Linked DNA regions of Homo sapiens: region 1 is linked to region 2. Evidence: chromatin loops called from intact Hi-C (ENCODE). Cell type or tissue: transverse colon. All regions are shown on one strand. Links, peaks and the distances in the headings refer to the core of each region. The heading gives the core; the rest is flanking DNA. Region 1 overlaps AGBL1 (AGBL carboxypeptidase 1). Region 2 overlaps AGBL1 (AGBL carboxypeptidase 1).

Region 1 (8,296 bases), core at 2,747-6,746, 74 kb after region 2:
CTCATTTTTATCATTGTGTGCAGGCCTTTGCTGCTGACATCTGCAGTCTCAACATGTTCTTTGGTTACCAATCTATGAACTTTATCTTTCTGCCCTATTCACAAGGCTTCTTCTAATCTGATGCTGTCATAATTCAGCTGTTCAGAAGGTCAGGAATATCTGGTTTCTTCCTTTAGATTATGTGCAAATCTTTGTGATATTTGCTGGGCTCATCCACATACGGGTCTCACTCAGTCTTCTCCTCTGCCACTTGGGTACCATGTTGTTTGGAAGGCTCCCCTAGGAAGCTCTTCCCACATAGCCATGGGTATCAAGGCACTAGGTCTCTTCCTTCTGGGGTGCTCACATAGCTTTTATTGTCTTCCTCATTCAGGCCAAACTTGTGGGGTAGCGGGGAGAAATCAACAAAGCATAGAAACCTCTTCCTCAGAGACTCACACTAGTTGCCATTTTTAATGCTTTCTTTTCCTCCTGCAAAGGGAGTTGAATTCAGGCACAGATCTGATCAAAGTGTCAGAGGCAAGTGGGAAAGTAATACCAGGGATTAAGGGAGTGAGAGTAGGGTGCTCCCAATCACAAAAGGAGCCTTCCAGGGATTCCAGGCATATTTCTACATGTCTGATTTGTTTTGTAAATTTTGGGCAAGATGGTTTTCCTTCTTCAGTCAAATGCCATATTAAAACCAAACCTCTGTAGGAAAGAGGCTTTTCCACCAACCGTTACAATATAGCTGTCATTGGCATGGTGTTTATGAGGTGCCCTGCACTGTGCTAAGCTCTTAGCATGCATTACTTCCTTTGAGCCTCTCATCTGCTCTGCAAGGCGGGTGCTATTATTGCCCCCAATTTTACCGGAAAATAAATTGAAACTGAAAGAAGTTAAGTAACATGCTGGGTTTTAAGTGAGAGAGCTGGGATTTAAACCCTGTCTGATACATGAGCCTCAGCTCTTAAGCCACCACTGGCGTATCTTATACAGTCTATTTCCAGCATTTTATTTCTACAACCATCATATGTAAGACGATCATATGCAGTTAAAGTTTGCTTAAATTTCTTTTCCATCTAAATGGCTTATACCCATGGAACAATTTGCTTAATGATAGAGGAGTCTTACTCCTCCATCAGTTGGCTATTTCCTCTCAAAGGCTAAATATCTATTCCCTCTGCTTTTGAATTCTTTCCCAAAGCTACCTTGTTTTCTATCTTATCCTTACTCATCAACAGCAAGATAAGAACAAAGGTAATGAAATTGGAAGACCTGCTCTGTAAGCCTCCTTCTACCAGATTCCTTGGCGAGTCATTTAACTTTTCTTAACTAAACTTTGACATTTCTTAAAGCATGAATGTCAAGTCTTACCTCCTAGGTTTATTGTGGGCAATAACAAATAATGTGTAAAGACATCGTGTGCTTTGACATGCTATGACATTGTTAATCATTATTAATACAAATACTATGGGATGTCTGGTTGCCTGCTGCAGATCAGATGGCAGAGGCTGGGGAAGAGTCTGGAGATGAGAACGTCCTGCCAATTTCCATCTTTCACAAACTCCATCCTGAGAATAGTAACTAAGACATACCCAAATGAATTCTACTCAAGCCATTTGGTTGACAGAACCTGTGGGCTCAAGGGGGGTCTTGCAGGGAAGGGATAAAGTCGCATGTCAGGGGGCATGGATAGCTCTACTAAGTATCATCCTCCAAATGCTAGCATGCTATGGGAGAGTTATTCCGGGATGCCTTTGTAGGAGCAGATGCCCAGTGTTGTGTCATGATGACTCCTCCCTCCTGTGGAGATTAGACCTGCCCTACTTCTCTAGCAGGAACCTAAAATTAGATGTGCAGCTGTCCTCCAATGAAGCTCTGTCTCCAGATAGTACTCAGGGCAAGATTTACAACAGAAGCTCCAACCACATACTTGCTAGAGAGAAGGGACATGAAGAGCAATGTCACTAACCCTCTGTGGCCTTGTGCCAGCCCTCAGCCCAGGGCAGGCAGCTATTTCAGGCCTCCTCCACTTCCCAAATACCCACCATGCTGCACACACTTGTGTTGGCTTGTGCCAACTTCCTTCCTTCGGCTCCTCATGAGTCCCATGCTAGTGGGAACAGTTATGGTCAGACTTAAACTGCTATGATAGCCCTCTAGTTGGTCTCACTTCACTTCAAAGCCATCAGGAATGTGCCTCAGCTTCCCTTTCCAGAGTGGTTTCTCATTCCTGCTCTCATCTCGCTTTCCAGCCAGCTATCTCTGAGTGTGGCATTCCCTCTTCTTCCCCAGGTCTCTCCCTTCCTCTGGAATGCCATGCTGCCTTGTGCAGTGGTAGAAGTCTTACCCAGTCTCCAGACTTCACTGGATGCCACCTGCTCCATTTCATCAGAGAAAAGGAATCTACTCTCCTCAAACATCCTCCAGAGATTTGTTCAGACCTTCTTTCGACATGCATTCTATTGGACTCTGTACTATATTGGCCTGGGTGTCTTTTCTCCTCCCTAAATTCTGTACTTCCTAAAGTAGAAATCAAATTATATGTATCTTGTTATTTTCCATTCCTCCTAGCCCAGCGCCTAGATAATAATAGGCTCTTAATTAAATTCAAACGAGGCTGAGCATGGTGGCTCATGTCTGTAATCTCAGTGCTTTGGGAGGCAAAGGCGGGAGGACCGCTTGAGGCCAGGAGTTTGCGACCAGCTTGGGCAACGTAGGCAGACCCTGTCTCTACAAGAAATTAGTTGGGTGTGGTGGTGCACACCTGTAGTCCCAGCTACTCAGGAGGCTGAGGTGGGAGAGTTGCTTGGGCCCAGGAGTTTGAGACTACAGTGAGTCATGACTATGCCATTGCATGCCAGCCTGGGGGACAAATTGAGATCCTGTCTTAAAAATAAATAAATGAGGGCTGGGTATTGTGGCTCATGCCTGTAATCCCAGCACTTTGGGAGGCTGAGGTGGGTGGGTCACCTAAGATCAGGAGTTTGAGACCAGCCTGGCCAACGTGATGAAACCCTATCTCTACTAAAAATACAAAAATTAGCTGGGCATGGTGGTGGATTCCTGTAATCCCAGCTACCTGGGAGGCTGAGGCAGGAGAATCACTCAAACCCAGGAGGTAGAGGTTACAGTGAGCCAAGATCACACCACTGCACTCCAGCCTGTGAGACAGAGTGAGATTCTGTCTCAAAAAAAAATGAATAAATAAAATTAAATAAATACATTGAAAAGAAATATTTTAAAAAAAATTATTGGTGAATTTCCTATGTAGTAATGAATGAAAGCCAGAATGTACTGAGTAGGTGCTATGCTAGGCACTTCATATTTGTTACCTTTTTTCCCCCTGATACCAGGCTGGCTGCACATGCAGAGTTCTGCCCCATCCAAACATGTCTGAAACATCAGTTGGCACACCTCCCAAGAGCTCTATTGCATGAGGGAATGAGGTGCCTTCTGGGAGAGAACTCATTCTGAGAGACTGCGAAGCAGCAGCCACCAGCTTGAAAGGGAGCAAAGTTTCTCTCACTGGAGGGAAGAAAAAAGTTCAGAGTCTTTTAGAGTTGTCTGGGGGAACCGACAGAGATTGGAGCAGGGAAAGATCTGAATTGGAGGGGCATGTGGGGACAGCATTCACATTAAAACTTTGCTGTCTATTTGAAATAGGCTTCTAGTGTTTGGTCTGTTAATGAACTCAGCTGGGGCTTAAACTTTTCTGGGGGTGCTTTTTATAGAAGTAGGGAGGAGGAAATGACACTGGGCCAGAGTGTGCTACCTCTTGCTCGTTTGTTCCACTGTGGACAAGCTTGTTTATCTGCACTAAAGCTGTCTTTGAGCTGTCCAAACTCACTAAGTAGGGAAATTTATTGAGGCAGACAGATTACTTGTCTGCGAATGACTCATCTTGTGACCTTAGGAAAGCTTGTGATTACTCCACGTCTCAACACTTTCTGCGGGAGGCTGTCCCTTTGTGCCGTCATTCCCAGGATGGGCCTGAAGATTTTGATAATAATAAGGACCATTTCCACTGGCCACGTGCTTGACCTTTTCCAAAGTACAGCCACATCCCCTCTGATCCTTTTGGATTCTCACAGTGTAATATTGAACCCAACCTTTGGAACTGGGTTATCAGATGTTGTCATCAGTGTGTCTTCCAGGATTTTAAACTCTGCTGGCTTGCCTTGCTTTATAAGTATCATAGCCAATTGGAAATGGGTTGGATCTTCCTAGCAGAGACCAGGTCTTGAAGCCCATTGTATTCTCTGACCATTGCTCCACACTTCCAGAAAGAGGACTCGGGCTGCTCACAGGCTGGGATAGCTCCCTCACCGCTCACCTTCATTTTCTCTGGAGCTGCCCCAAGGACACAGGAAGTCAGGAAGTGTTTTGCTCAAGACCATGCTGGTCTCACCCTCACAGAGGATAACATCTTTAGTATCCCCACCTTCTTAATGCCCTCTCAGGTTTTCAGCAGGAAGGTCATGCTATGATTTATCTCTTTACCCTCAGGGTCAGTCTCATGTTATGAGATTGTGGAGGTCGGAGTACCTGGGCTTAAACACCTTGGCAACGGGAGGAGATGGATATGTTTGGTCTTCAAGCAAGCTTCATAAGCAAATTCTTCACCTTAGTCTCCTGTTGGCTGTCCTAGTAGCTCCTTGTGCTTGGAATAGTGTTAGGTGATATTCTCCCTCCAAAGGACCAATCTTCTAGGGCCTCCCTGGCCTTAGAATTCTGCCTGAGTGCAGGATTACTGGGCATTGCTTTATTGGCAGCCCTTTCTGGTGATTTCATCTGCAATTTATGAGCTAGAAAAAATGTCCTGCTTCTCTTCTCCCTGCCCCCAAATCACTCACTGCCTCTGCCCAAAGCCGGGTCTTCTGGGCTTTCTCCAACCATCACTCCATTCCACTTTATCTGATCATAGTAACTGATAGATGAGTGAGACTCAGCCAGAGCTAATGGATTCCATGAGATCATGAGTGAGTGGGTGACTCAGCTACTCTTCACTGAGACAATGGAGATCCAAGTTAGAAGAAATGGATTTTTTTCTGTTTCTTAAAATAGTTACTGAATTCCCCCTGGGTTTTAATTCCCTCCCAGCCCCAACTAACGGCTTCATGATTCCCCATTCAACATTAGAGTCTGTGGTCTCCAGGGCATGGCCTCACAGTGGGGCTTCACTCTATGTCTCAGCACTTTCTGCTTGTACCTTGTCTCCAGAGCACTCCAATTCAAATACCTTGGAACAGGAGCAAAAAAATTCCACCCCAGCCTCACAAGCGCTGATATTGGGGGCGTGCACCATGAGCTCAAGTTACTAGCAGAGTTATTATTGCATCTGCAACCTGACTCCAAGCCTGTAGCTGATGGGGAATGAATAGTTTCTTACATGAATTAAGCCTTGGCAACTAGAGTTATAGGGTTAAAGCCCTTTCATCTTCTTAAGAAGCCACTGAGCTCTTCCTGATAAGGGCAAGCCATAGATATTCAAGTTGTAGGATCTAAAGTTCGAAGGTCTTAAGGGACCTTCTTATCATCTCCTTCATCTTAAAATGAGGTCACTGAAACCCAGAGAGGCTGAACCAAGCCTTCTACCCTAACTTCAAGGCACCATTTATTACTCCAAGACACTTTTCTGCATATTACAAAACAAACATGCTTTGAATTAGGACTTTTATTTGACAACATTCTATGTGCCTGTCTCAATGTTAAGTGCTGGAGAAATGTTGCTTGGGGACCTCAAGTTGCCGACAGCCTATGCCAACAAGAATGATGTAGTGTATGAGGAAGGCCTTGCATTCTGATCCAGTCTTGGGCTTGTGAAATGACCAGCTCCCTATCCTGTGGAAATGCCTTTATAATGCCTTTCTCAGAAAAGCCCACAGAGCTGAGCAGACAGGGCCTCTGCTTTGGGCTCTGGGCCTCAGGCGACCCTACACTTTGGAGAGTCTTCCTTGAAATGTCTCAGGTATTCTTTTGGTGCTTGAGAAGGGCTTGGTCTGGCAGTGCCATCCAGGGGGGCTCTAGTCCCTGTTTCTCACCTTTGAGGTGTTCTCTAATCCCCTGTCACCTGGGTGGTGAACCAGATTCCTTCAGGAGGAGGAGCTCAGGAACTCATCCTGCGTGTGGGTTGTCCTGATTCAGGTGTGTTGGACTGGTGAGCAGATCTTTCCCATTGCTGGTTCTGTATTTATTCCTGAGGATGACATGCTGGACAGTGAGAAGGGTGCTTGATATGTTGATATTGGATGGATCAAATAAGTTACACAGACAGGCCTCCAAAAACAAAACAAGACAAACCTCCCTTGGTCCTTCATATCCTGGGGAGGCCTTACATGCACCACTTTCCCCTGATGACGGTCCTCTACAGAAATTGCATTTCCACCTTTATCTGCTGAAGCTTGTACAGCTCGTACCTCCCTATAGATTTCCCTCAGTTTTCCCTCTAGAGACTAGAGGCAGGCTCTAGGAACTTTCACTTGCCATAGAAGTTAATCTTCTTGCCCAGCCTGACTCAGTGAGGAGCTTATGCAAAGAAATTTGTATTTTCCTGTAAATCACACCTTCCTCACAACACTGTAACCACCTACAAATATGGAGGAAAGGGAGTTTGAGGAACTTGGGGGAGGTATGGAAAGACTCTTATCAGGAGGGACTCTTGTGGTTTCACCTTTTACTTTGAGGGAACTGATATTTCTTTTTTACTTTTCTTTTTTTTTTTTTTGAGATCAAGTCTCACTCCGTTGCCCAGGCTGGAGTGCAGTGGCCTGATCCTGGCTCGCTGCAACCTCCACCTCCTGGGTTCAAGCGATTGTCCTGCCTCAGCCTCCCAAGTAGCTGGGATTACAGGTGCCCACCATCATGCCCAGCTAATTTTTATATTTTTAGTAGAGATGGGGTTTCACCATGTTGGCCAGGCTGATCTTGAACTCCTGACCTCAGGCAGTCCGCCTACCTCAGCCTCCCAAAGTGCTGGGATTATAGGCGTGAACCGCCATGCCTGGCCCGGGAACTGATATTTCTAATAGAATTCTAAATTCTTCAGGGATGGATTCCACACTCAGGCACCATAAATTATAAAGCAGATGGGGGAAGAAAACACACTCTGGTTTTCCTGTGGGGTTGTGAGAGGGTGCAGTGTCTGGAGATGTGCTTGTTTAGCAGAGACAAGCCAACTCAGTTGGCTGGGAAGGAAAGGGTCAAAAGGAGGCCATCACACAAATGTGTAGCCATGGAAAGCTAGCTGCTTTTAAGAGTTTAGGCAGAGATTGTAGGATGAGGACAGATTGAAAGCTTTCTGCCTAAGTTCAATTATAGTGCTATTTTAATATTAGCTCTCTATGTGATCATTAGTCATCTTCAACAAAGCTAATGAGAAAAATGAGTAGAGAACAATAAATGGTTATTTAAAAGGAGTGAATTAGTAGAGATCAGGTCTGAGTTTCTTTCATATGGTGCATCATAGGTATTCAATAAATGCCAGTTGAATGAATGAACACTGTTGTTTTGGTTTGCCTGAGTTGTCCTCTTTTAACTATCCATTGATTCATTCAGCAGTATTGTGGGGCTTTTATTATTGTCAGAGATTTGTGGGCATTGAGTTGAAAAGACACAGTCCTTGCCCTCAAGGATTGTATTGATACATGCACACATTAGCATGTAAACAAATAAGATTAATGTGATCATGGGGGGGATATTTAAGAGGGAGGGTTTCAGTCTGCTCAGGAATTAGCAAGGAGGAACTCACTGAGAGGGCAGCTTTTGATTTGAAATAGGGAAGGAATTTCTGGATGTTAATTTTATAAGAGCACCACGTTCTAGGCAGAGGCAGAAGCAAGAGCAAAGACAAAAAAGCATGAAAACAATGAGTGATATGTATCAAGACAAAAAAATTCCTATTCCTTAACCCAATTTTTCTTTTCTTAAACTATGTCCTAAAAATTCACTTTGAAATGTGAACTAAGATTTATGTGCAAAAATATCAATCACAGTATTATTTATAATTGGAAATATTATAACCTGAAAAAGCTCAATAATAGGGAATGCTTGGTAAAAGTGATATGTTTCCATATCATATTATGAAGCAACACACAAAAATAGGTTAGGAACGATGTTTGTTGTGGGAAACAGCTTATGATAAAATATTGACTAGAAAAAGTAAGTCTCAAAGTTCAGAGTGATATAATCTACATTCCCAGCAGCATATGAATGTCCATTTAATTGAATCCTCACCAACAATAAATATTACCATTTTTCTAAATTTTTATTACTTTGATTTCTGAGATTGTTGTCTTGATCTCAATTGCATTTC
Region 2 (8,296 bases), core at 2,484-6,483:
TATGTTCAGCTTTATAGATAACAACAAATGGTTTTCAAAAATGGTAGCTCCAAAACAAATATCTATTAGCCACATAGATACCATTAGCTAGCGAAAGCACTGGATATTACTCCAAAACTTGTTTAACACATATTTGTTAGTTGAAAGTGATTTGAGATGCCCTGCATTAAGGGACTACTCATAGCATTTATTTCTTTTGTGTTCAGTTCCCTCTTCTTGGTCCTTTTCATAATAGCTAAAATAATAACTAACATTTCTGAAACAGCTTCTGCAAGTCAGGAGCTATGCAAAGTTTTTCACATGCATTGTCTCATTTAATGGGCTTTTTTTTTTTTTTTTGACATTGTCTTGCTCTTTCACCCAGGCTGGAGTGCAGTGGCACGATCTCGGCTCACTGCAATCTCTGCCTCCCACATTCAAGCGATTCTCCTGCCTCAGACTCCTGAGTAGCTGGGATTATAGGTGCACACCACCATCCCTAGCTAATTTTTGTATTTTTAGTAGAGGCTGGGTTTTACCATGTTGGCCAGAGCTGGTCTGGAACTCCTGACCTCAAGTGATCTGCCCTCCTCAGCCTCCCAAAGTGCTGGGATTACAGGCGTGAGCCACTGCACCCCGCCCTCATTTAATCTTTGCAACAATCCTAAGGCAGTTAATATTATCCTCATTTTAAAGCTTTAAAATGGAAGATTGGAGAGGTTAGTGAATTTTCCTTGATCACAGAGTGAACAAGTGGCATAGCTGGAATTTGAGCAGAGGGAATCTCATACCAGCAGAAGTGCCCTCACCAGGTGCATTAACTCTCTAAGGAAAAGGAAGGGCATTTGGAAGATTGTCAATAGATTTCCTCAGGTGTAAGTGTCTGCTGGGGAAAGATGGAGACCCTCACCTAGCACAGTCAGCAAGGACAGTAGCTGTCTCCACAGGCTGGAAGGACTGGCCAAAAGGGTGCAGAACAGGTGCCCAGAACAGGGATCAGCATTCTTTCTGCAAAGGGCCAGATGGCAAGTTTTCAGGCTTTGTAGGCCATACAGGGGATCCCTGTTGCAACTACTCAACCCTGCCACTGCAGCTGTAGACAACATGCAAATGAATGGGTATGCCTGTGTTCCAGTGGAACTTTATTTGGAAAACAGTCAGTGGGTTAGATTTGGCCCACAGGCCATAGTTTGTTACCCCTGGCCTGAAGGCCTTTGAATCACAAGCCTGGTGTAAGGGTGGGAGACGGAGTGGAAAGGTAGTGATGGAGCACGAGGTGGTAATTGCTGCGGCAAACTGCCAAGTAGGAACTTACCTCTCTGTGGTGGATGTTCTCAACTCCCAGGGTGCCCTTCCTGTAAAAGCAACAGATCAAACCATGCCTCTGGGTGCAAGTCTTGGAGAACCTGAACTATGCAGTTCAGAGTCCTGAGACTCCGGCTGCTGCCACAGCTTTTCTGGCTATCAGTGGAGAAAGTGCTGGTATCCGTTAGCCCACTGGGGGTGGGCTTTCAGGTTATTTCATCAGCATTTATGTGTGATGGGGGACTATTATGCAGATAATGGTCTGCATTCAACAGCACTAGAATCCCAAGATAAAACCAGAACTTCTCAAACTGGGTTCCAAAGAACACTAGTGTTCCCTGGGATGCCAGTGGGTGTGCCACTCAAAAAGCGTTGTGGAAACAGATGGATTTGAAATGTCAGGATAAATTTACTATATTTCTTTACTAAAGAATCTTCATTTTTTAAAAAATCTTTAAAGACACTCATGGTTTTCAATTCTCAGTTTAAATACCTTGTACTCAGAGAGGATTTCTCTGACAGCCCAATTAGCTACCGGGTCACTGTATGCCCCACCTCTCTCATTTACTTGTCTGCATATTCTCTAATATTTGTTTTTGTGCTCCTTTTCTTCTTCCATCATGGTTGGAATCTTATCTGTCTTGCTTACTCTTTTTCCATACTACCTAAAGCACTGTCTGGTACATGGTAGGTGCTCAATAAATGTTTGTTGATTGACTAATAAAATGAATGTGCATAGTATATTAATAAGTTTGAGACATAATATATGTCATTTTGAAACCATCTTGGAAATAAAAATTTTTTTGGCAAAACCCACTAGTATTTCATAGGACATTAGGGATCCATGGAACACATTTGGCAAATAATGGTTTTAGACCAATGCCATGTTATATCTCTGCTTGCTTGTGACTGTTGACTTTCTCTTGGTTTGGAAACTGGTTTCAGCATGTTATAACTGTTCTGATGTGAGTGGATTTGAAGTTAGTTCTATGGGAAACCCAGGGTCATTCCTCTGCTTGGTGAATACCACCAGCTAATGACCCTACAACCAGTCTGCAGGCCTTGCATTGACATGAATTCTGGTCCTTACTTGATTGGGATAAAATAATATAAGCAATAGATGTGGAGGTTTAGAGAAGAGTTCTTTCTAGAGGCTCAAGAGAGCCATTCTGATTCTGATCAGGAGGCCATATGGCGATAAGGATAGCTTTAGCTTCAGGTTTCACATTAAAGGCAGGGTCAGATTTCACAGACACAGCATCTGAGGAAGCTTTTCCTAGGGGATTTGGAGAAAAGCAGCTTTTCTAATGAATGGTCAGCAATGAATTCTCCCCTCACCCTTCCCCTGACCAATTCCCCGAAAACAATGCATGTTAACATTTCTAATCTCCAGATCCCACCAATCGGTGCTAGCTCAATGCCCTACAGTTTCGACCCAGAGCATCTATATCCCAGCCCTCTAAAGACAGAATTAAGCCAACCAGTCCTGAGGATAATGCAGATACCCTTTACTTTTCATATTTAGATTAAGAGGACACTATAAGCAAATCCCACTTTCCCTTTGACTTTAATTGCACCAACTTAATATGTTCTAAAGGAAAAAAAATGCCCCAAATGACAACTAAATTTTTGCACTGCAGAAGAGGTTAAGATGATAATATTTGAAGAAAAATGGGCATTACAATTCAAGAAGTGTTTTTGTCAGGAACCCCTCACATTTGTCGAGTACTTACTATGTACCAGGAAATAGCCTAAGTATTTTTCCCGTCTTCTCTTACATAACCTCACAACAATCCTATGAGGAATATATGGCTACTTTCCCCATTTTATAGATAAAGAACACCAGGTATTTGCTTTAGTTCTTGCAGTATTTAAGTAGCAGTCGCAATTTAAACACTGGCAGTCTGACTCCAGATTCCATTCCATTCCATTCACCAGTCTACAGCATCCCTTTTGTTTTTACCTGTCCTTTCTCCACTAAACATATTTTTCTGTAAAGGTAATACCTGTTCACTATTTGTAAAAAAATTTAATTAATATGTAGATGTAAATTATAGGGAGGAAAAATCCCCCTATTAGATTCTACTTCCTAAGACAACTTCGTAAGCACTTGCTAAGTATTCTTTTAGATGTTTATATACATATAGCAATGAGATGTTTCTATCATTATATACCTATATCTTTATCATTTTTACACACTGCTATTCAATTTGCTTTTCCTGCATACCAATGTACTTGAACATTTTTCATGCCAAGACATATAGCCAGCTTAACCTTGTGTGATAGTTATATCATTTTTTAGTTCATGGTTGTACCATAATTTAAATAAATAGAAGTACGTTTTCTTCTAGCATTTCACTTGGGCTTGACTTTGTTTATGCTCTTTATTTTTTGATATTATATATGTCACTTTTTAATAGTGAAATTTACCAAACTTTTCTTTAATGGATTATTTTTGCTGCAAAGCTTTTCCCCCATGATCTAACTCTTATACTTAATGATGTTTGAGTTTCACACCATATCATTTCCTTTTTCTTATATCTTGTTGCTTTCATAGAGCTTCTCTGCCATACTACTATTCACTTGCTTATGCCAAGAGTCAACACATTTATGGCTTTAAAATTTCTTTTACTGGAAGGCCTCATTTCTGTACCACCCAATAGAGCTCTGCAATGATAACATTTGAAAGTTTGAAATCTGATATACCTATTTATTTAAATTAACATATATAGGTTTCTTGGCTGGGCTTTAGGAAGGCCAAAGTTGATTTTGGGTACTGCCACCGACTTTCTGGTTGACTTGAATCCTATGGGTCAGCATCTTCTCTGTCTTGACATCAGTGCTAGGAGATTTGCCTAGCAATATAATCTGTTTCTTTGGCATATTATTATTTTCTTGTTATTGTTCATATGTCTATTAAATGCCTCCCTGTGCCAGGGAGTGGAAAGTAGTGGGTGGAAAGGTTTTCAGAATTTTATCAGCAGACGCTTTCCTACTGAAATTCTTTCAAATGCTAATGTCTGATGTCAGGAAGAAAGAGATCCAGAATGTTGTGGTAACTCTTGACCCCCTTTGCTCTTTGACCTCTCTATTCTGTGGTGACCAACTGAGGACACACTAGCATCATGACTCCAAGTCTCTTGGGGAAGATCAGAACACTCAGCAGCTGTAACATGTTTAGCTATGCCTATGCATTTCTGTCTGCCTATGCAGTTATGCCTAGGCCTATGAAGTTATCAATTCATACACTGCAAGGCAGTGAGTCATAAGTTTTTGTTTTTCTTTTTTAATCCCACAGATACCCTTTGAAAGCTAAAGACACTTTTCCCAGATAGATATACATAAAAACTTGTGAACAATTCAGGGCAATAAGCCACTTGATCAGGTTTAAGTTTTCCCAGGTATACACTTCTTGGGTTTTGTCTCAGCGAATGAAGCTCTTAAAGGTCAGAATAATACAGCAACTTCCAGTAAAATAAATCTCACAATTTTTTTTCCAATTATATATCTCTCATGTATCTGTACTGGACACAATATTCTTCCTATGTCCATATCCCAACTTGGTCTTGGACATCTTTCATACTTGATTTGTTCTTGTGAAAGTCATAAGTACCTTTGATGGATCAACTAAAATGTTACTTTTCAAAAAAAGCCTTTTCTGACAATCTAAACTAGGTGGTATATCTCTCTTCTCCAAAGTTGCACCCAAGCATTTGTACCTCTCTCTTGAATCATCTATGATTTACTTGCTTATAAAAATAGTTGTCCTTCATCTATTCAACAAACCCTTACTAGGCATTGAGAACCTCAAAATAAATATAACATGGTTCTTGTCCTCCCAGATATGAAGAATCACATATACGTTTGAAAGTCTCCAGAAAATTAAAAACTCTCCCCCTAGATAAGCATACACATGCACTTAAACCAAACATTTGAATCTCAGAAGATTTGTCCACAACTAGATTGAGAACCTATGCCATGTGATTGTTTGAGTAAATACATGAACAAATAGTTATAAAGCATTATTACAAATGAAGCAGTAGCAATGTTCCCAGTGTATTTTTTAAAGAGGGGGGATCTCAGTTGATCTCTAACCTTCCATGAACCTCTGCTCTTAAATAATGGTAGGTTAGATATTTCAGACCAACCACTGAACTTTAGATAATTAAAAAATGTGGATAAAATATAAAATTTTTATTCTAAAAATCAATGTTCTAATGATAAAATGAGCTTGTAATGGATTGAAGTCAAGAGAGGTGAGAAACTCAGGGAAAAGAGCAAAACTCTGGTATTTTTGCCTCAGTCTTAGTCCATTTTGTGCTGCAGTAACAGAGTACCAAAAACTAGACAATTTAAAATGAACGGAAATTTATTGGCTCATAGTTCTAGAGCCTGGGAATTCCAAGATCAAGGGGCTGGCATCTGACCAGGACCTTCATGCTGCATCATGATGTGATAGAAGGCATCACATGATGGAAAGCCAAAGAGAGGGAGAGTGAGAGCAAGAGAGGGTCAAATTCCTCCTTTTCTAAGAAACTCACTCCCGAGATAATAAACCTACTCCTCCAATAATGGCATTAATTCCTTCATGAGAGAAGAAACCTCATTGCCTAATTATCTCTTATAGGTTCTATCCCTTAATACAATTGCATTGGGGATTAGGTTTCTAACACATGGTTTTTGGGAAACACATTCAAATAATAGCAGCTTCGGAAGTATTTACTGTTTTGGAAGGTGCCTGGGAAGGTTGAATTGTATATTCGGTGACCTTGCTCATCTAGGATAACAAGAACAATATAGAGCTTTCCAAGAATGGAGACCGTAGTGATCCACTCCCTGCTTTAGGGCTGAGACCTGAAGGACTGCTCTCTAGAAGTTAAAGTGAACCACACACAAGCTAGTCTTCACATAGAGCCATTCTTCAACTCTTCTGGGTGACCCAGAAAATTTGAAGACTTGAAAAGGTGGTCTCAGCTGTCTAAAAATCCTAAGTACCTGCTAGTTGCAAGTTAAAAACATCATTGGTGGAAGAAAATGTCATATGAGGCCCTGTATTAATTCTACAAGTGATTTAAAAACCAGGCATTAGAGGGAGATAAGCTAATATGGGTGGGTAAACACCAGAAGAAATAATACATGATGGAATTAGATCCACCAGTACCCCAGAAACTGAAAATACTGCACATAGAATGTAAGAGAACTGGTTACTGTGGTCAAAGAGATAGAAGCTAAGTTTGAAATTTTTGACAGTGAACTACAATCTACAAGAAGTGATAAAGTAGATTTGAAGAGGAACTATTAATCAGTAGAAGTTCTTGAACTAAAAAATAAAAGAACCAAAACGAACAGCTCAATAGATAGGTTTAACTGCAGATTAGACTTGGCCAAAGAAAGAATTGAAAATCAGGTCATAAGAGACTATACAGAAGGAAGCAGAGAAAGTCAAAATAATTGAACATGCTGAAGGGCAGGCAAGATACACAGAGTGAGAAGGTTGGACATACATTTAATTGGAGTTCTGGAAGGGAAGCAGAGAATGAGGCAGCAACAATATTTAAAGAGACAATGAGAGAGAGCCCTTCAATATACTGATAATATTCTATGACAATAGCAACAGCATCTTACTGAAGTCTATATTCCCTGAAATACTGCCTTTAAGTGTCTGTTGAATTTGTTAGGTGAGGAAACATTCCGATTACATTCTAATCTAGTATTGTATCTTTGAAATTATATCAAAAGTTCTTTCAAAATGTTATACTCTTTAAAATAATATCAGACAATGTGAACTACTGTCTGATGTGGATATGTGTTCAAATATTTGAATCTCTATATTTGCAGTCGTTACTTCAAAAATTAGAGCTAAATCTATAATTGACACTATAAAGTTTAAGCTCTCATTTATAAGCTTGTGATTAATTTTCGACCAAAACTCTCCCTAAACTCATATATGTTATCTATGATAATACTCTATTTGATTTCTTACAATGTAAATTTTGTAGCAGCCTTTGGCATTGAGTTAAATATTCTAACCTGATCACAGGTAATTAAAACATTAATATTTACTTGCTTTTGCCTTGTCCTCTTTAATGACATGGTATTTTGATAACTTTCTATTTAATTTGAAATAGAGAAGAAAAATGATGTTTTGTAGCTTCCCTGGGAAGCAGATTCTGAGACAAAGATTTTCATGCAGGAAGTTTATTGGGGGAGTGCCTGGATCTACATGTGGGATCATGAAGGAAGTAGGATTGGGCAGAGGGGAGATTGATCTGCAATGTAGTCACAACAGAGGCTCCAGATGATTCCACACCGAGCTCTGGAACTTAGATGGTCCTTCAGCAGTCATCTAATCCTACAGCAAAGGGGTTGAGGCTGTACACCTTCTCCCCTGCATCATTGACCAGTCATTGGATGAAGGCTGCTTCCAGATATGGGACATGGCTACTATGATCTGTTTGTATCAATATAGCACTTCTGATATCAAATGTGTGAGGTGGTTCCCACACCAACAACCAACTCTTCAACTTTCTGGATGCCACCTGGGTATCCTACCTTTAACTTCAATTCTGATCCTAACTACCTGGAGTTAGCATCAGATCTCACAAGTTAAGGGCTTAATCCCATGAGACTGCTTCTACTTCAGATGCCAATCACCTGAAACTTCCGACCAATTGGCTTCATAGCCAGGGAGTTCCCACAGCTCCGTCTTCAGGTTTGATAATTTGCTAGAACAGCTCCCAGAACTCAGGAAAGCACTTTTATTTACATTTACCAGTTTATGATAGAGGATAAAAATGAATAGTCAGATGGAGAGGTACATAGAGGAGGTCTGGAAAGTCCTGAGTGCAGGAACATTAGTCCCAGGAAGTTAGGGTGCACCACCCTACTAGCAGGTGGATGTGTTCAACAACCTGGAAGTACTCTGAACCCCATCATTTAAGGTTTTTATGTAGGCTCCATTGCATAGGCCTGACTGATTGACTCATTGGCCTTTGGCAGTTACTTTGATCTC

Evidence for each region. A loop is a pair of places that touch in the nucleus more often than their neighbours do. Peaks named below come from ENCODE experiments on the same cell type or tissue, not always from the same donor. Only the 100,000 strongest peaks of a DNase experiment are listed, where the experiment ranks them.
Region 1: it touches region 2 in a loop (13-fold over the local background); 1 of 110 quality-filtered maps calls a loop at or near these places.

What each region holds. Positions count from the first base shown.
Region 1 is chr15:86,160,555-86,168,850 of GRCh38, forward strand. The region is part of intron 5 of AGBL1 (AGBL carboxypeptidase 1); the gene reads left to right. Among named protein-coding and RNA genes, the nearest start is that of LINC01584, 48 kb to the left of the region's middle. In transverse colon, for the core only: no CTCF peak of the experiment used is centred there; no DNase peak of the experiment used is centred there; H3K27ac peaks cover 374 bases.
Region 2 is chr15:86,087,010-86,095,305 of GRCh38, forward strand. All of the region lies in intron 1 of AGBL1 (AGBL carboxypeptidase 1), which reads left to right. LINC01584 (long intergenic non-protein coding RNA 1584) reads right to left here. Exons shown (of 6, transcript NR_120368.1): 4 at 1,295-1,334. Among named protein-coding and RNA genes, the nearest start is that of AGBL1, 11 kb to the left of the region's middle. In transverse colon, for the core only: no CTCF peak of the experiment used is centred there; no DNase peak of the experiment used is centred there.